Linked DNA regions of Homo sapiens: region 1 is linked to region 2. The links are chromatin contacts, found by Hi-C or POLR2A ChIA-PET in ENCODE. All regions are on one chromosome and are shown on one strand. Each heading gives the region's core, a stretch centred on a gene start or an enhancer-like site at or near the end of the contact. The rest is flanking DNA. Distances are from core to core; before and after follow the strand shown. Region 1 holds the start of SLC25A26 (solute carrier family 25 member 26). Region 2 holds the start of MAGI1-IT1 (MAGI1 intronic transcript 1).

Region 1 (3,563 bases), core at 131-2,630, 270 kb after region 2:
GTGTATAGTCTGTCTGTGTGTAGTCCGGCTAGTGGGAAGAGTGACAGGAGACACCAGCTGAGAGGTGTATACCATGCTAGGGAGCTGGACTGTCTCCATTGGCAGCAGAGGGGAGTTGTAAGCAGGGAAATAACATTACCATCACCTTTAGAGAGTACTTTCTATGAGCCAGGAACTAGGCTAAGAACTTGAGTGCATTATCTCATTTAATCTATTAATATAATAGTACCGCATGACAAAGTGACTATCATTATCGCCACTTTACAGGGGAGAAAACTTAATCTTGGAAAACTTATCCCCAAACCCAGCAGGTGATAGAATTTGAATTCCATCTAACACCTAAAGCTATTCTGCGTATCATTTCTAGATCATTTTACCTAGAAGAGAATAAGAATAATTATAAGAATAATTCTAGCAGTGTTATAGAATAGGGATTGAAGAAAGGCCAGGCAAGGAGCCTGCTCAGGTTATTATAACGGTTTTGAGGAAAGATGATGAGGGCATTAAGTATATTTTCAGTGCTTGCTCTGCTGTGTTCTCTGTAGCCACATTGAGTCGGTTACTTGTTGGAGCATCAGGAGCCTCTGTAAAATGAGGACACTAGTGTTGCTGACATCATAGGGTTGGTGAAAGGATTAAATGAAAAAATGTCTGTCAATCACTTAGCACCACGTCTGAGATGTAGTTGGCCCTTAATATATACAGAAGTTTACAAGGTATTTGTTTGTTTAATAAAGACAGGTCCACTCCAAGAAATGTTATTAAGTACTTAATAACGTGTGCTTTGAGGTGTACACATGAGTACAACAGCGAACAACATGAGCAGGTAAATAACTGAACAAACAAATAATTTTAAATGCAGTAACTCTGTAAAGAGAAATGGAGGATGCTAATTTTTAACTCCGGTCAGGAAACTTCTGATGTATTTTTCTATATCTTTATTTAATAATCTTCTGATAATGAGTTAATTTAATATAAACTCAGATAAAATTTTTTGACAAAACTAAGAGATAAACCAAAATGAAATATCCGATTAGGATCCCGAATCGCGCCTCCCGAGGTTAGTACTACCCCTCACGACTCCTCCCTCCGCCACAGCCACGCCTCTTCTGGGTTTACAGTTCAGAATCACGCCGGCCTCATTCTACCGCTGCTCTCTCCTGGATCTCGGCCACGGATCTTTTGCTCGCGAAAGTTCCTCCGTCTAGCTGCACACAACGCTGCTGCAGGAAACCGAGGTAAGGGATTTGCCGAGACTTAGCTCCACCACACTCCCCGAGGCCCCGCCCCTCCTCTCTGGCCCTCCCCTAGGCCCAGGTGTCTCGCGTTGCACGTGCAGTTGTTGTGGTTCTACGTCACGTGGTCCCGGAAGTTCAAGACAGACCCGCCTCAAACATGGCGGCGCCCAGCGCGCGAGGACGTGATCCGCTTCTGCTCCGGCTTGGATTGTAGCCTTGACGAGGTCTGAGCGACCATGGACCGGCCGGGGTTCGTGGCAGCGCTGGTGGTGAGTGCGGGGCGGTGGGGTGGGTTGCTCAGAGTGCCGGCGTCCGGCATTGGAGCCCGCGGGCGTTCTCTGCACTGGTTTTCTTCCGGTTTTGCGGGCTGGACTGTCCTCGGGTTACTGGCAGCCAGGTCTGAGAGGGAGCACGAGGCTCCCAGGCCACCGGCGGGCCAGGTGTTAAGGCTATGTCTGTACTGCCAGGTCATAAGAGCCAGGTGGGGGAAGGAAGGTGAGTCATTGTCTTTTGCACCCTCATTTACTTAAAAAAGAGCTTCTATTATACACTGTTAACTACTCTTTCATTAAATAGTGTAACTACTCTAGAGATCTTGGGAATTAAAGAAATGTATGTAACACAACAACAAAAACCTTACTCACATCGCTCCCAGCCCTTCTATTCAATACTACGTTTCTCATTTTGCTGCATCTCTTTTCAGTCTTAGAAAATGACATGTCCTTCTGTTCATTCAATACATAATCTGCTATTTCTGCTCCAAGCCTAGGCTTTGGAGAAATATTGGTGAGCACACATAGCTCATCGGGAACGCTGCGGAGTCAATAAACAGGCTTAGTATTTAATTCCGTAGCAGAAAACTACGAGAATCAACATGAATTAACAGAAAAAAAAGTCCTTTACCAAATATTTTGGAGCGTCTGGTAGAGGATACTAGATACAGCAGTTAACAAAACAGAGTTTGGCTGCCTACGTTTTCATTGTGTGGAATGGGCAGAGACAGACAAATAATTTTTAAAATGATTTTCATAGGGAAAATGGAGGCCCACAGTGATTTAGTCACTTAATTATCGAATTTTGGTGTTGCAGGTGTTGAGGATAACATGGTGAACAAGATAGACCTGCTCCTAAGGGTCAGGTGTTAGAGACAAAATAGTAAAATGACTGTTGGGATAAATAACAGGTGGGCTAGGTTCAGGGTGTTAGGGGAATATATGGAAGTAGGGATGTCTTAGCCAGACTTGTAGGATGATAGCTTTAAATCTAGATTTGTTGAAACTTGTATAAGGTAGGTCTTAGAAATATAAAGAAATAATGTTACTGATTTTTTTTTTTTTTTTTGAGAAGGAGTCTCACTCTTCGCCCAGGCTGGAGTGTGGTGGCGCCATCTCGGCTCACTGCAGGCTCCACCTCTCGGGTTCACGCCATTCTCCTGCCTCAGCCTCCCGAGTAGCTGGGACTGCAGGTGCCCGCCACTACGCCCAGCTAATTTTTTGGGTTTTTAGTGGAGACGGGGTTTCACCGTGTTAGCCAGGATGGTCTCGATCTCCTGACCTCGTGATCCCGCCCGCCTCGGCCTCCCAAAGTGCTGGGACTACAGGCGTGAGCCACGGCGCCTGGCCAATGTTACCGCTTTTAAGGAGCTTTCCTGTCTAGCTGGTGACACAGCAGCAGTAGTTTGTCAGCTAACATTCCTGTGCCAGGAACTGGGGTAAGCTCTTTACATACATTATCCCATTTAATTCTCACAATAATTGAACTCTTATCCTAATTTTCCAAATGAGGGAAGTGGGATACCAAGAGATTAGATAACTAGTTCAAAATCACACAAGTGAGATCCATTTCGTCTGTGTAAGTATTGGAGCTCATATTCCAACCCAGGTGATGTCACCTGGGAGTCGTGCCCTTATCTGCTTCTTGATACTCTCCGAAGTCAGCAAAGGTTGCAATTGCTAAAACACAGGTGAGTGCTGCAGTTAACAAAAGAATGGATTTAGTATATACTTAATTAAAGTATGATACACATGCAGTAAAGTATACTTTTTTCCCAATGTATTTATAGAGGGTAAAATTAGAATCAATAGGTGGAAGTTTCAAGAAACTAGATTTCATTCCAGGTAAAGGAAAAACATTTTATTTATGCATTCAGCACACAATTTTTCTTCCATCTATTCTGCCCACTGGGTATTGTGGTAGGCTTTGTAGATACAGTGGCAGATAACCCCATTTCAAGTAGGGAAGAAAGGCCAGCAGATAAAACAGTTGCAATGAATAAGTGCTATGAAAGAAATGAACTGAAGATGCGACAGAGTAGGCAAATATTGG
Region 2 (3,888 bases), core at 954-3,453:
AAGTGCTTGCACTTGTTTTTTTCCGATACTTTTGCTCTGCAAAGGGAACAGGAAGAACAGCAAGGAGTGTATATTTAAAAGAAAAGAGCACCTTAACTACGTACCAAAACACAATTCTTTTGATCTAATGATTAATTTGTGTGTGTTAGAATATTTACCAACCAGAAAGACCACATAAGGCCGGGCACGGTGGCTCGCGCCTGTAATCCCAACACTTTGGGAGGCCGAGGCGGGTGGATCACGAGATCAGGAGATCAAGATCATCCTGGCTAAAACAGTAAAACCCCATCTCTACTAAAGATACAAAAAATTAGCCAAGCGTGGTGGCGGGCGCCTGTAGTCCCAGCTACTCGGGAGGCTGAGGCAGGAGAATGGCGTGAACCCAGGAGGTGGAGCTTGCAGTGAGCCAAGATCATGCCACTGCACTCCAGCCTCGGCGACAGAGCGAGACTTCATCTCAAAAACAAACAAACAACAACAAAAAGCCACATAAATATCACTGGCACTTCATATAATTAACTGTACAAAGTATTTCCTGTTGTTTGTCTTGACAAACACTTTCATAACACTTACCATGTGCAGATACTGTTCTAAGGACTACAAATACTAACTCTGCAATCCCTAATACAACCTATGAGTCAAGTACTATTATTATCCCCCTTTTACAGATGAGACAACTGAGGCTCAGGGAAAGGTTAAGTAATTTGCCCAAGGTCACAGAATTGGAATTCCAACAGAGAGCAGCTGCCTATGGTGTTCTCAAAGGGAGGGCAATGCCAAACGAAAACAAGCAACAAGACTCTACTCATTGCAAGTGAGCAAAGGTTCTGATCAAATCTTCATTCTTGCTTCCAAATCACTTGCTGAAAAATTAAAACTAGATAAGTAAGGACAGCTGCCTTTATACCTTCTGGCCTATTCACAGGCAGATTTCCAGACGAAACCAAAGGCCTTCATGAGGAAAAACAAAGCTCCTCAGTCTCAGGGCAGCTAATGCTGGGCCTGGCATTTTTTCCACTCTTATCTAAAATATGCTACAGGAGAATCTAGGCCCAGTGATAAGCCAGGTTTCAACTTCACCTCCCCAGCCTGAGAGCGATTACACACATACTTGGGATTTAACCAGCAAGAGAAGGACACGGAAACCTGGGTCCCTCCGAGCCCAGTTTCTGTTGACACTGTTGCCAGGGCTGAGCCAATTGCACCAGTGTCAAGAGCTCCACAGGGAGGTTTCAGCAGGGAAACCAGCCCTACAGGTGTATCCAGGGAGGCAGGTGTACAAGGCCACATTCTTTCCTCCACTGAACAAATCAAGGTTTGTCTCCCTGCTGTGCGGGGCTCACAGGGCCAGATAAATCTCTCTCAGACAACAACCTCAGCACAGAAACAGTGTAGCTTGCTGCCACTCTGTAGCACCGAAAGTAAAATGCCAACCACTGAAAGAGAGAAGCAGATAATGTTACAATAACATTTATCTAGAAAGGCAATGTTCGTTAGGTAAAATTTAACTATGGCAAAAATCTTTAGGACAGATAGACTCAATAAATGTTTGTGGAACTGAAAACCTAGTGCTACCTTTTAAAAGGTTTCTTGGACTAATTTAAAAGCTTCATTTGGCTGTGTGAACTGGCATTCCCTTTCTAAAATGATAGAGTCCCAGTGGTAGCTATAATGTTAAATAAAATGACTTCATTTCCTCCAGAGGAATATTTTTACCCCAACCCCCCATACTCCGGCACTCAACTACTCAAGACTCCAACATCAGGGGGCAAAAAGTCAGGCCTATTAGGCCTGGATCGTTCTCAGATTAACAACCTTGGGGGAATAATCCTATAAGAAAATATTTTCAAGATTTTGGGTAATAACATTTTTGGGCCAGATGAAATTTGTTAGAGTTTGCACTTCTGTTTCTAAAAACCTCTGAAGCCATTTGTTTCCCACAGTTTTTTTCAGAAGCTATTTTGTGGGAAAGAAAGCCAGGGCCTAGGCAGCAGGCCAGCTAGAACGGGGTTGCTCTGAAAGAAAGCCAGCCCCGGCAAGCAGGAGCGACATGGGCAGCGCTTGCCAAGGTGGTTAATTTTTTACCTGGGTAGAGCCATAGGCACTGACATAGAAAATGTCTGTGACACGGCGGATCCGGAAACAGGCAAGATGCACAGGCAGTGGAGTGTCTGACCCCAGGTTTGTTGCTACAAATTACAAAGGAAGTTATGCCAAACTGAAATAGTTATCTACAGAGAGAAGGAGGAGGGGCGGGGTGTGTTGTCAGGCGGCACGGCGGGGAAATGGCAGTGCTGCGACAGAGGACCTCGACTCTGGACTACACAGCCTCGCACTCCAATCTCAGTTCTGCCACTTGTTGCTGGAGGAATCTTAAGTCAAGTTTCTTAAACACTCTCTGCCTCAGTTTCTTCACCTATAAACCACAGGCCCCAACCCCCAGGGCTGCTGGGATATATACCAAGCAGGTACTCAGAACAGTGCCTGGCACTGAGGAAGTGCCAGGTAAGGGCAGCTGTTGCTATTTGTGCAAATTCTGACATTTGTCATTCTGAACATAACCCTCATAACAAAAGAGGTACAACTGTTACCTCCACTGAGAGATGAAAGAATTGAGACTTAGAAAAATGAAGGAATTTGCTCAAAATCATGCAGTTAGCAAAAGACTACCTGTTTGTGAAATCAGAGCCCAGCAGTTTTAACCTCTCTCATCTGGTCTTTCTTCCCTTACTTAACTTCCCGAAAGAGAGAGACAGAGACAGAAAGAGAGAATGAGAGATGGGGAGAAACACAGAGACAGGGAGGAGGGGGGAAGCGAAGAAAACACGTTAGAGGTAAATAACTTTTTAAGCTAATAAAAAATAACCTTGGCCAGGTGTGGTGGCTGACGCCTGTAATCCCAAAACTTTGGGAGGCCAAAGCAGGAGGATCACTTGAGCCCAGCAGTTCAGGGCCAGCCTGGACAACACTGCCTCTTAAAACTAAATAAATAAATAAACGTAATTAATTGCAAATGAAATTCCACCAGGCCAAACTCTCAGTGGCTACATAGTAAGTGGTTACACCTCTCCTAGCCTCCTAGACCAGTTGCACCTTGATTCTAGCTGAGTTTCACTAAGCAGGGCAAATGAAGCAGGAGAAGGCTCGGAGGGAACCCACCTGAAATGAAGCTCAGCTGTCTTTGAAGAGTCTATCTATTCTAAGGCTCAGGAGTGGTGGCATGATGAATATCGCTGCTAGGAGAAGAAATGCAAAACCATATAACATTTTTGCCTTTCCATCCTTGAAATGCCTTACAATTTCCCTTGGAAAAAAAAAATTGTCTTGTAATTCTTATTTTTCTTTACTTCACTTTTTCATTTCCAGAACTGCTATGGTTCTGGCTGAAGTATCAGAATGACAACCATGGATCTTCTACAATGCCACCATCAGTCTCTCAGCAATTGTAGCAAAGGGAAAAACAACACCACTGAGGCCGCCAGTCACAATATTTACCCATGCCAGAGTGTTCTGTTTGTTTTCGGTGGAGGATGCAGAGAGTAGATAAACGAAAAGCAAAACTTCTCTGTGTCAAAACACAAGCTGAAGATGATTTCCTTCTCCACTGCCCATGTATGAAATATACACAAATCCAGGGCAGCCCTGGGCCGAAGGAGTGTTTATGGTTCTGCCCGGCCATAAACATGCCAGCCTTCAAAACACCAGGACATCAAACAAACAAGGCAGTTCCAGAAAGGATATATCGACTTTTGACGTCTAATGCTCTGGGTGAAATAACTTTGTTTCCCCTAAAAATAGATAAACTAAAATAAATATAAGAGTATTCTACAGCAATGTAGCTAGCCGCATCTTCCTGTGACTCACTGTTTGATAATAACTATGGGCCAG

Evidence for each region. Hi-C counts contacts between places; a loop is a spot of excess contacts on that map. ChIA-PET counts read pairs that join two places held with the same protein, here RNA polymerase II (POLR2A). Pooled maps may share reads with other maps.
Region 1: a loop to region 2 is called in a map of Caco-2, with 3 times the contacts of the local background. The contact joins the promoter of SLC25A26 here to the promoter of MAGI1-IT1 in region 2. A Hi-C loop is called at or near these places in 1 of 168 maps with a recorded cell type or tissue (Caco-2), 2 of 37 single-sample maps with no recorded cell type and 9 of 50 pooled maps. POLR2A ChIA-PET finds 5 or more read pairs at or near these places in 5 of 52 experiments (Caco-2, PC-9, Panc1 and 1 more).

The regions. Positions count from the first base shown.
Region 1 is chr3:66,219,621-66,223,183 of GRCh38, forward strand. SLC25A26 (solute carrier family 25 member 26) reads left to right here and starts at 1,381. Exons shown (of 10, transcript NM_001379210.1): 1 at 1,381-1,507. The coding sequence starts at 1,475. RefSeq lists enhancers at 994-1,153, 1,324-1,383, 1,505-2,004.
Region 2 is chr3:65,952,355-65,956,242 of GRCh38, forward strand. MAGI1-IT1 (MAGI1 intronic transcript 1) reads right to left here and starts at 2,204. Exons shown (of 3, transcript NR_145422.1): 1 at 2,086-2,204. All of the region lies in intron 1 of MAGI1 (membrane associated guanylate kinase, WW and PDZ domain containing 1), which reads right to left.